Linked DNA regions of Homo sapiens: region 1 is linked to region 2. A link is a contact called in ENCODE Hi-C data. All regions are on one chromosome and are shown on one strand. Each heading gives the region's core, a stretch centred on a gene start or an enhancer-like site at or near the end of the contact. The rest is flanking DNA. Distances are from core to core; before and after follow the strand shown.

The links. A loop is a pair of places that touch in the nucleus more often than their neighbours do. Pooled maps may share reads with other maps.
Region 1: a pooled map shows a loop between it and region 2 (26-fold over the local background). The contact joins the promoter of SOX3 here to the promoter of ZIC3 in region 2. A Hi-C loop is called at or near these places in 5 of 37 single-sample maps with no recorded cell type and 10 of 50 pooled maps.

Annotation. Positions count from the first base shown.
Region 1 is chrX:140,502,234-140,507,443 of GRCh38, reverse strand. SOX3 (SRY-box transcription factor 3) reads left to right here and starts at 2,375. Exons shown (of 1, transcript NM_005634.3): 1 at 2,375-4,459. The coding sequence starts at 2,384. The coding sequence ends at 3,724. RefSeq lists promoters at 2,137-2,423, 1,934-2,642.
Region 2 is chrX:137,562,151-137,567,805 of GRCh38, reverse strand. ZIC3 (Zic family zinc finger 3) reads right to left here and starts at 1,679. Exons shown (of 3, transcript NM_003413.4): 1 at 55-1,679. The coding sequence starts at 1,114. LINC02931 (long intergenic non-protein coding RNA 2931) reads left to right here and starts at 3,322. Exons shown (of 3, transcript NR_186571.1): 1 at 3,322-3,475. RefSeq lists an enhancer at 693-1,278.

The DNA of each region.
Region 1 (5,210 bases), core at 1,126-3,625, 2.9 Mb before region 2:
GTGATCAAATGTCAGACAGCTGGGAGCAGTGACTAGTTTCCCCTGGTAATCTGCTGCGGGGAGGGTGTCGGCCCAGCACCGTATCCCCTGCCTTGGGAAATATGCAGCCCAGGCGCTGTCACTGCAACGTTTACTTGGGTCCTAAAACTTGGAAAGAAACCTGACATCTGTGAAGCTACTGGACGCCAGGCCGCGCGTCGGTTGGGTAGTTTCCTAAAACGCGCTTCACTTAGCAACAGCCTCCAGGGCCCAGAAAAGCCCAGAGAGGGCATGCGGGAAAGACGGCAGGAGGGCAGAGATATTGCACATTGGCTTCTGTAGGAGAGGATGGATTTGCCTAAGAAAGTTTGACCTTGTCGGCCACTTCGCCAAGAAAACAGGTGCAGGTAGGGATTGCCTAATCATTATGTTTTCTGAGACGTACTTATCAGCTCACGTTCGCTACGCGCGCGCGCGCGCGCGCGCACACACACACACACACACACACACACACACACACTGTATCTACACACAGAAGCCTTCCAGAGAGTTTACTTACATTTAAAACCCTAAATCCGTATACCCATCCAGTTGACTGCAGCCCTTGGCTGCAGAATACTCAGATCAAGTGGAACACAAACTTAAGGGGCAAGTTTCCAGACCCCAAACTTCCGAGAGATGATGCCGACTGGGAGCCGGGATTCTTTTGCCAGAGGTCCGCCTGGCCGAGAGGGGGCTGGCCTGCCCTGAGCCTCCACTCCCCCCCTGACCCCACTAACAAGCCGAAGAGGCGTACTTTTTAATTCGTGGAGAGAAAGGGGGAAGAGCCCAGCATGCAGAAGTCCCGGGATCGCCTGGTCTTGCATTAACGCTAAGACGCTAGAAACCTGGGATTCCCCCATGCGCCCCCCACCCACTTAAGATTATGCTTTCCGTTTAGTTCCCCACCTTTCCACGGGGCTAGGGATGATGGGGGGGCGAGACCCCACACCGTATGGACACCTTATTTTAGTTTCTGCCAAATCTGCCGGGATGGCTTCTCATTCCCACTCGCTACCTCGGGCTGCTCCGAGAGTTTCAAACGCTGTGCCACTCGCTTCAGCTGGCAGTGGCGATTATCGGGGTTTCCTCTCCCCGCAGCCAGAGTTCCCGCGCCGCTAGTCTTTGGCAGATAACCCAACAAGCAAGTGAATGTCCCGCTCCGAATCTCAGGAAGTCTCTAAAACAATAAAAGAGACGGACGGAATCCGTTAGCAGAGCCTGCTCCCGGGGGAGGCGGCGAGGCTGCGCGCCCAGAGTAGCGCTCAGCGGTCCCGGCAGGTGCGGGGGCAGTGGAGGGGGCCCGGCGGTTCGCCCGGAGGACGGCCTCGGCTCCGCTCCGGCCAACGTTCCCCCCTCCAAGAAACTTTTCTTTCACTCTGAGAGGCTCCGTGTTGCCATGAAAACGGATTTTCCAAGGGGCCCGACCCTCCCCCTCAGGGGCATCGGACTGGAAAAACCGAAATGGCCACAGAGCAGAGACAAAAAGGGGCCGCTAAGCGGGGGCCAGGATCGAGAGAGCGGAGGCCAGTTCACCCCCTACGTCCCACACATACTTTCCACACCACCTTGTGCGAGCGCCTCCGACAGGCTCAGGAGACGGGCGACTGACTGCTTGCCCGCCCTCCTGCAAACCCCCAAGAGCCTCACAGCCGAATGCACCCCGCAGTCCTGAAGCCTGTCTCCCATGCCCGGGCCCCTGACCCACGCTGCGTCCTGGACGCACTGGCCCTCCTAGAGAAAGATCTGGACAACCAGCGGCCAATTCCAGGGAGAGCTTCTTGGAGACGCAGCCAGGAGCACTTCCAATGAGCCTGGAGTCCCTAAGCCGGCCTGGGTAGCTGGTGGTGCCCTGCGTTCCTAGCGCTGGCAGCAGAAGCGGCCAGAAAACCTCCGTGCAGACAACGGGAAGCTTTGCGGGCTGGCCGGGGGATGGGGCGCCGGTCTGCCTTGACAGGGTTGCAAAGTTGTTTTCTAAATTCCGAAGGCGCCCCTCTGCCCCCTCCCCCCAATCTGCTTGCGTGCCCCCTCCCCCCTCCCCCCGTCACCTCCTCAGGTTTCGTTCTTTCAAACTTTTTGAAACCCTAATTGGTGGCCTCTGAGTGGGCCTCGTGGACTCCCGCCTCCTAAGTAACTCTTACCACGTCACTAGGCCAAAGAGGGGCGTGGGGTGAACGAAAGGGCTCCCCGAACTTTTTTTTTTCCAGCCAGGCCGAACGGGGGCTCGGTAATGATTGGCCAGGGCGCATCACTGCGAACCTGTCAATCACGGGTCCTCCGGGTTGCGAGGGGCGGACCAAGCCCCAACCCCGGGGAATCCGAGCAGGTATATAAGGGGCCCAGCTAGAGCCCAGGCAGACTGTGAATGCGACCTGTTCGAGAGAACTCATCAGGTGCGAGAAGCCCGCGGGTTCCTGCTGATTTGGCGCGGAGCATTTTGATAAGCCTACCCTTCCCGCCGGACTCGCTGGCCCACAGGCCCCCAAGCTCCGCTCCGACGGAGTCCCAGGGCCTTTTCACCGTGGCCGCTCCAGCCCCGGGAGCGCCTTCTCCTCCCGCCACGCTGGCGCACCTTCTTCCCGCCCCGGCAATGTACAGCCTTCTGGAGACTGAACTCAAGAACCCCGTAGGGACACCCACACAAGCGGCGGGCACCGGCGGCCCCGCAGCCCCGGGAGGCGCAGGCAAGAGTAGTGCGAACGCAGCCGGCGGCGCGAACTCGGGCGGCGGCAGCAGCGGTGGTGCGAGCGGAGGTGGCGGGGGTACAGACCAGGACCGTGTGAAACGGCCCATGAACGCCTTCATGGTATGGTCCCGCGGGCAGCGGCGCAAAATGGCCCTGGAGAACCCCAAGATGCACAATTCTGAGATCAGCAAGCGCTTGGGCGCCGACTGGAAACTGCTGACCGACGCCGAGAAGCGACCATTCATCGACGAGGCCAAGCGACTTCGCGCCGTGCACATGAAGGAGTATCCGGACTACAAGTACCGACCGCGCCGCAAGACCAAGACGCTGCTCAAGAAAGATAAGTACTCCCTGCCCAGCGGCCTCCTGCCTCCCGGTGCCGCGGCCGCCGCCGCCGCTGCCGCGGCCGCAGCCGCTGCCGCCAGCAGTCCGGTGGGCGTGGGCCAGCGCCTGGACACGTACACGCACGTGAACGGCTGGGCCAACGGCGCGTACTCGCTGGTGCAGGAGCAGCTGGGCTACGCGCAGCCCCCGAGCATGAGCAGCCCGCCGCCGCCGCCCGCGCTGCCGCCGATGCACCGCTACGACATGGCCGGCCTGCAGTACAGCCCAATGATGCCGCCCGGCGCTCAGAGCTACATGAACGTCGCTGCCGCGGCCGCCGCCGCCTCGGGCTACGGGGGCATGGCGCCCTCAGCCACAGCAGCCGCGGCCGCCGCCTACGGGCAGCAGCCCGCCACCGCCGCGGCCGCAGCTGCGGCCGCAGCCGCCATGAGCCTGGGCCCCATGGGCTCGGTAGTGAAGTCTGAGCCCAGCTCGCCGCCGCCCGCCATCGCATCGCACTCTCAGCGCGCGTGCCTCGGCGACCTGCGCGACATGATCAGCATGTACCTGCCACCCGGCGGGGACGCGGCCGACGCCGCCTCTCCGCTGCCCGGCGGTCGCCTGCACGGCGTGCACCAGCACTACCAGGGCGCCGGGACTGCAGTCAACGGAACGGTGCCGCTGACCCACATCTGAGCACCGGCCTGCGCTCGTCCACCCTTGTTCCCCACCCCCACCCCCACTCCCGCCCCGCACCCCCAAGTTGGGACGCCTTGTTTAGCTTTGCTTGCCTGGGACTGTTGCCTTGTACCGATGATGGGGAGGGCTGAAAGTTTTGCTGTAGCTGTCGGGTTTTGTACAAAAGCAAAAATAAGTCAGGAGCAGCGAAAATGGGACTTCTAGAGAGCTCTCTTGCCCCACGCCGCTGCTCCTTTCACCTTTGTAGGCTGGGAATCGCTGTGTTATTTGCAAAGAAAAAACAGCCCCCACTCCTCCTCCTGAGTTCCAGGGTTATTCTGTTACATTTGAAAATGTTGTCTTGTTAGTTTGCAGTTAGCCAAGGAGTGAATGGGAGAAACATAGTATCGGGTGAGGCCAGCTGGAGAACTGCAACGCCTACGCCCCCAGTCGTGTCGCGTCTGTTTTCCTCGTGGTTTTTTGGGGCGCTGACCGCTCCAAGCAGCGCGGCAGCTAAAGCCAATGTTAATTTATAGCCAGGTGTGCGTGTGTCTCCCGCCTCGCCGCCCCTGGCCGCGGGACAGCTTCTGTCCAATCATGTTGAGTTGGTGATTTCTGCCGTGATCTGTTTGATATTTCTTCGCGCTAATGTGTTCAGATTTCGTTTGGGTAGTGGGGAGGGGCTACTTTGTTTCAGGGTTTTCAAGCTTTTACTCTTAATTCCTAAATGAGATCAATAAATTTTATAACCAACATGATGGAGTCCTGATAATTTTGCGGCCCTGAAACTTTTTTGCAGGTTGGGGAGGAACCAACACTCGGTTTTACAACTGAGATCCCATCCTAGGGGCGGGGTGGGACCTGGGGGGAGGCAAGCATAATCTGAAATGGTTTCCTTTTAACTACTGGTGATCCACCATACACCAGCTTCCAATATTCTCAACTGAAACTCGGAACAGAGTTCCGAGTCTTCCAGGAGCGTCTCCCGAGAGCGGGCACACAGTAGTAGCTAATGCGCAGAGCCCGCGGCCGCGCACTTGTTGATCGCAGTGAGCGTCTGCTGAAAGTGTCTGCTGCCGCAGCCACGCGAGGCGGGGCTGGAAAGGCGCGGCCGCTGAAACCGACCAAAAACGGGGCACTTTTACCTTTGTGCACTGGGGCGGGAAGACATTTGAGCCTAGCTGAAATATTTACAAAACGAAAACCCTTCGGAAATCTCGATGATCCTATTAAAAATAAATGGTTACAGGGATCCCCAGCAGGAAACAAATACGTTTCAACCCTGGTAGCTGAACCGCCGGAGTCAACATTCAGCGCTGGAAGATTTGGTATTAAAAAGTACTCCTTAGATTTTCAAAGATCTCCGAAACTCCTCCCAGGCGTTTTGTTTTTAACATGTCAACTCAGTCCACCTATTTGTTTTCCAGAGAAGGCTCCTTTTCATCCAGAGTCTCGAGCCCGCTTTCTACTCCATCCCCCTCCCCACTCCATCCCCCTCCCCACT
Region 2 (5,655 bases), core at 430-2,929:
TGCGTGACGGGGTATCGCCAGTGGAACCCACGCCCGCCTGCTTTTTTCCCTTACCTGTGTGGGTCCTCTTGTGGATCTTGAGGTTCTCAGAACGGGCAAAGATCTTCCCGCAGCCCGGGAAGGGGCATGGGAAGGGCTTCTCGCCCGTGTGCACTCGGATGTGGTTGACCAGTTTGTACTTCGCCTTGAAAGACTTGCCCTCCCGGGGGCACTCCTCCCAGTAGCAGACGTGGTTGTTCTGCTCCGGGCCCCCCACATGCTCCATGGTGACATGTGTCACCAGCTCATGCATGGTGCTGAAGGTCCGGTCGCAGCTCTTCTTGGGCCGGCTCAGCTGAGCCTCGTCGATCCACTTGCACGACAGCTCCTGCTTGATAGGCTGCCGCATATAACGGAAGAAGGCGCCGGGCCCGTGGTGGGCCGCCACGTTCACTCCCATGTTCATGTTCATGGGGCTGTAGTTAGGAAACTGAGCGCCGGCCGCGTAGGGGTCCGTGCGCGGGCTGGCCACTGGGCGGTATGGGTCAGCACGGCCGAACAGCTCCCCACGCAGCCCCAGGTGGACCTGGTTGTTGTCCACGTGCCCTGTGGGCGACGGGTGCCCAGCGCCCTGCTCATGCAGCCCGGGAAACAGCAAGTAGCTAGGGGGCTCGGGGATGCCAGCTGGAGCATGCAGGCTGCTCGCCGAGCCGGCGAAGAGCCCGTGCTGCCCGCCACCCGAGGCCGCCTCACTGAGCCCGGAGCTGCGCTGGCGGAACAGAAACTCGCGCGTTGAGTTGAAGGCGGCAGAGGCAGCGCCACCGTAGCTGGGCACCTGGCTGGTGTGGTGATGATGGTGATGGTGGTGGTGATGGTGGCCCAGGGCGTTGGCGTAGCCCGAACCCTGCGGCGTGAAAGCCGAGCTCTGGCCTGAAGATAGATCGTGCGCCGCGGCAGGGCTCAGCTTGAAGGCAGCGGCGGCGGCGGCGGCGGCGGCGGCGTGGGTTGAGTCCCCGAAGGGATTCAGCCCCATGCCTGCCGGCTCACGGTTGGGCATCTCGTGGTGGCGCGGCGCGCCGAAGCTGCCCACTCCCAGCCCAGGGAACTGCGGGCCTCCGTCCAGGAGCATCGTCATGGGTGGGACGTTCTGGGCACAGGCGATCCGGCCGAAGTGAGAGAGGGTACCGGCGAAGGAGGAGATCTCCGAAGTGCCGTAGTCGGAAAGGGGTGGCGGCGGTTGGACACTGCGGGGAGACCCCCAAGGCGCTACCAGGGGCTGCAACTTTCCGTCACTGCAAGAGTCTCCTGCAGAGGGATAGGAGGGAGGAGGGGAAGAAAGAGCAGGGAGGGGGTGTTGGCGGGGGGAGGAGGAGGGAGGAGAAGGGAGGAGAAAAGACTCGGACTAGATCTGGTTTAACAAACTAACAGGCGCGCACAAAGAAAAATAAGCAAAATAGTAAGTGGAGGGCGGAGTTTGCCAATCCTGTCCCGGGCACCCCTCCTCTCCCCGAGTGCACAGAACCGCGGGGCCAGGAGGCTCCCTGGGTACCGGCCTCCGGGCTGGGCTGCGCCAAGTGGCGGAGCCGGCTAGCGGCCGGGCAGGCGGGCAGCGGGCAGTAGGCAGGCTCGTTACTCGCCGCTTGCCGCTCGCCGCGCGAGTCCCAGCCTCTTCGCCTCCAGAGTAATGTCCTTGGACTGATAAAGTCAATCACTCACTCCTCGCACATAAACCGAGCGGGAGGCCGCGAGGCGCGCGCCAATGGGGAGCCAGCTGGCCCGCGGTCACCTGACCTCCGGCCGGACTGCCCATTGGCCGCCGCGAGGCTGATTGGCAGCGCGGAGCGGAGAACATGGCAGCCGCGGCCGAGCGACCCCCGCTGATTGGGCAGCCGCCGGGTGCCTGGCAGGTGAGGCGGCGGCTGCCGGGCGGCCGCGAGTGGGCTCCACCGGGCTTGAGTGGCTGCGGGGAACTGGGGCCAGGCTCCAGCCGGCAAACGGCGGGACGCCGCCGGGACTCTCGCGGGCTTTCCCCCACCCCTCGCGGGCTCTTTGCCCCGCGAGGATCGGTCCCACTGCTGCGCCGATGGAGGAGACGCGGCGCTCAACGTCCAGTCCTGCTTGGGCCCCCGCTGCCTCACCACCTTGAGAACATGTCCCCTCTGTAGCTGCAGGGCGCAGATCCTGGGGAGAGCGCAGCAGTTTCGCGCTCCCGGTCCAGCCGCTGCGTCCACCTCCAATCACTGCGAGTTCTGATGGCCTCGAGGCCGGGACCCAGGCCGGGATAGTTCGCCGTTTGTGCCCCCAACCTGTCGGCAGCTGTCCGAGACCCAAAGGAGAAGAAACGATTACAATTAGAGCTGATCTCCGTTACTTCCGTCTGCGCCAAGCGTTGACCCTTTAGTTTGTGAGCAGCGGCCGTACTCGCCGCTGCCCACTTCCCGAATTACACACCGGGCACGACACAGCAAACATATACAACGCAGTAAACCCAAGCACACAGTAGGAAACAAGCACACAACACAGTAAACACAAGCGCACCACAGGAAACAAACACGACATATGAAATACGCACACAACACAACAAAGTAAGCACATACAACACAGTAACATAAACTACGCACAACACAGCAAACACAGAAACACAACTAAACACAACAGAGCAAATACACATAACAGCGAGCATACCCACAAATACAAAACATGCAAAGAACACTTTTAGCCAGTGTACGCAAAACATGCACACAACACACTAAACACATAATAAACACACTAGACACACACAGTATCAGGGTGGTTTCCAAATCACTAGGCTAATCAGCTTTGAATTCTCAACATTTTCAAATGCAAAAGTCGTGTTGGGGGTTGCTGATGCTGAATGGGGACTGTGACATGGAATTTTCTTTCCTCTGAACAGCCAAGGCTTTACTCTCTTCTACTCCTACCCGGAGAAGGTAAAGCATGTAGTGACCTCAGGGACTGCTTACCCCTTAAGGATTTACTTCCAGGGGTGTGTGTGAAAGTCCTCTCGCCTTCTGTCTGTTGCAAGGTCTTTCTGACATAATGACCAGGTTCAGACAAGGCTATAAATTCACTCATTTTTGTGTCCTGCAAGGCATTTGCAAAGAATGCAGAAGAGAGTGGAAAGAAAAGGCAGAGAGAAAGATGGCTGTGATTGTCACATCCCTAGCTGGGCCAAGCCCCAAAGTCTGCGCCTTGAGGCAGCCTCACAGCCTGGCCGCCATCTCTCTGTAGGAAATAGAACATCTGATCAAGTTCAGAGGCGCCAGGAGAGACCGCCTTAAGCAGCGCTTTATAACTGCAGCCTTTCACTTCCTGCTCCCCAGTCTGCCTGGCCCAGCCAACACTTCACCTTCTTTCTTAGCCAGTTTGCTGGGAGAACACCCTACCGGTAGCACATCTTACCGTATTCACCCCCTCCCATCAAACTCGCCCCAATTCTCTCTCCACATCCAGAGCTCTCTCCCCAGGTTGGAAGGTGAGTTCACTGCTGACTTAAATTATTGCGTCTGCCGAACATAGGCTCTCCAAGAATGGTTTCAGTGCCTCTCAGCAGAGGGTTTCTTTGGGGGGGTAGGGGGGCGCTGGTGTGTTCAGAGAACAAATATGCTTAAATCATGCAAATGAATCCCCTGGAGTCAGGTTTACAAAAAAGGAGGATTGCCTTTCTTCCCCCCCCCCCCCCCGCCCCACCTTTCTTTTCACTTTCTCCTTTATTTCCTCTCTTCCCTCTACCTCTCTTCACCTCCCACCAACCCCAACCGCCCTTGGCTAAGTAGTTGGTTTGAAAAAGTTTGGATTTCCTCACTGAGCTGGTCCCGCGGACAGCGGTTCTCGAGACTAGGGGACCGGGAAGGGGCGGCTGTCGAGCTCTGGCCGGGCCAGCGCTGATGCGAGAGTTTCCGGGGAGTCCCGCCAGGTACCCCGAGAATCGAGGGCCTTGCGCGATTGCAACTGGGTGAAGGGCTCAGAAGGGGGGCAGCCGAGGGAGCTCATCATGCCCCTATTTGGGAAGGGGTCTTGAGCTCAAGGCAGGGGGAAGTTGCCGCCGCTGACCTACCCGGTGCCCAGTGTCCGTTTTGATACGGCCACATTCCGATAATTAATTGCCTCCAGCACGTGCTCTGTAGTCCCTGGAACAAAAAGGCATAATTCAATTAGATCATCAACCGAGAAGTGGGGAGGTGGGGGCCGGGGGGGTGGATGCTTGTTAAGGGGGCAGACCTGAGGCGATTCAGCCAGGCCAAAATCCCGGGCAATGGAGCCCTTCACGGGACAGCCGGGCCCATCCTGAGAGTGCGGTTCTGAGGGGGTGTCGTTGTTCTGTGGGACGCAGGGGTCCCAGATGCGCGCAAAAGGACGAGGCTGGGGGCTTTGTGAACAGCAGGTCAGAGGCAGGCCATTTCTAAGTCGGTTTCAGTTGGTTTGAGTGGGAGTTTCCTTATTTGGGGAGGGGGACCCCTGACCCTTAAAAGAGGGTAGAAAGCAAAATCCCTCCAGATAAAGCTAGTTACTGCACATGAAAACAAAGTCCCCACCCCCAACAAAGCAAATCACTGCTGTTGGGGGGGAAAAATCGCGAAGTTTTTCTTATGACTTAGAGCTTCTCTCCTCCCCAAACTTGATTTTCAAGAGGAGACTCTGGGAACAACTTCGGGGAACAGGGCGCTTTGGGGAGCTGAGTCTGAGAACAGAGTGGTGGCAGAAGAGGGAAAGCTAAGAGGAGAAAAGTTTTTCCTACACACAGGCAGAGGTGAGGGGATGGAGACAACTCTCGTGTTTTCGTTTTTCAGGTGGAGACAGGAGTCACAGCTCTAGTCAGGGAGGACAACTCGAACCCAGGGGTCGTGGTTCTATAGCTGAGGCTCCCTCAGCAGCTTTGGCTTACTAGGGTTTACATGTGTAGTAGGCAACGTAAATTAACCAATAAATCTCTTTTATGTGTCCCCAAGTTGTATGTGGTCGGGTCTAAATATCCACATGTTTGTATGGATAGGAAATATAATGGGATCCTTTCCCTCACACTGAGTTCAAACGGTAAATAGGAAAAAGATTTATTTTTATGCCCAAATCTAAAGCAGTAAATAAAATCAGAAAAACTGATCACTTCTAAACCAGCAAAGCTTTTGAGCCCGATTTTTAGAATCCATCTTGAAGAAGCAGTAGGGAAACAGAACGTCCTGAGGGGCAGTAGGGTAGGACCGGGTTCTTCCTACAACCCAGAGCCCAACTCCACAGCACTTTTCTCTTCCGTCGAACCTCCGAAAAACAGAACATACACAGCACATTGTGTTATCATGCAGCATTTCTTTCTAAACACATTTTATGTGGTGGACATGAAATTATCCTGATTCGGTGACCTAGTAATTTTCTTTAAGTTCAAGGGAAACGCTGCGGTCTTTTCTTCTGTTTTGTATTTAGAAAAGACTTGCAATCTAACACTCGCAACATTTTAAAGGCCCTTTAAACCCAGCAAGCGGATTTCCGTTCTGCCAAGGCTTCCTGATTTATTTCAATAAATGAATCTTTGAATCCAGGAAGGGAATTATTCCAGGACGCTGAATTTGGTGCCCCTGTCTCTCCCTAGTGGAGCACAAAGTGTTTCTCATTGCAACATGTCCTTGAAACTCACCATTATTCGCCTTTTTTCCTGGTAAA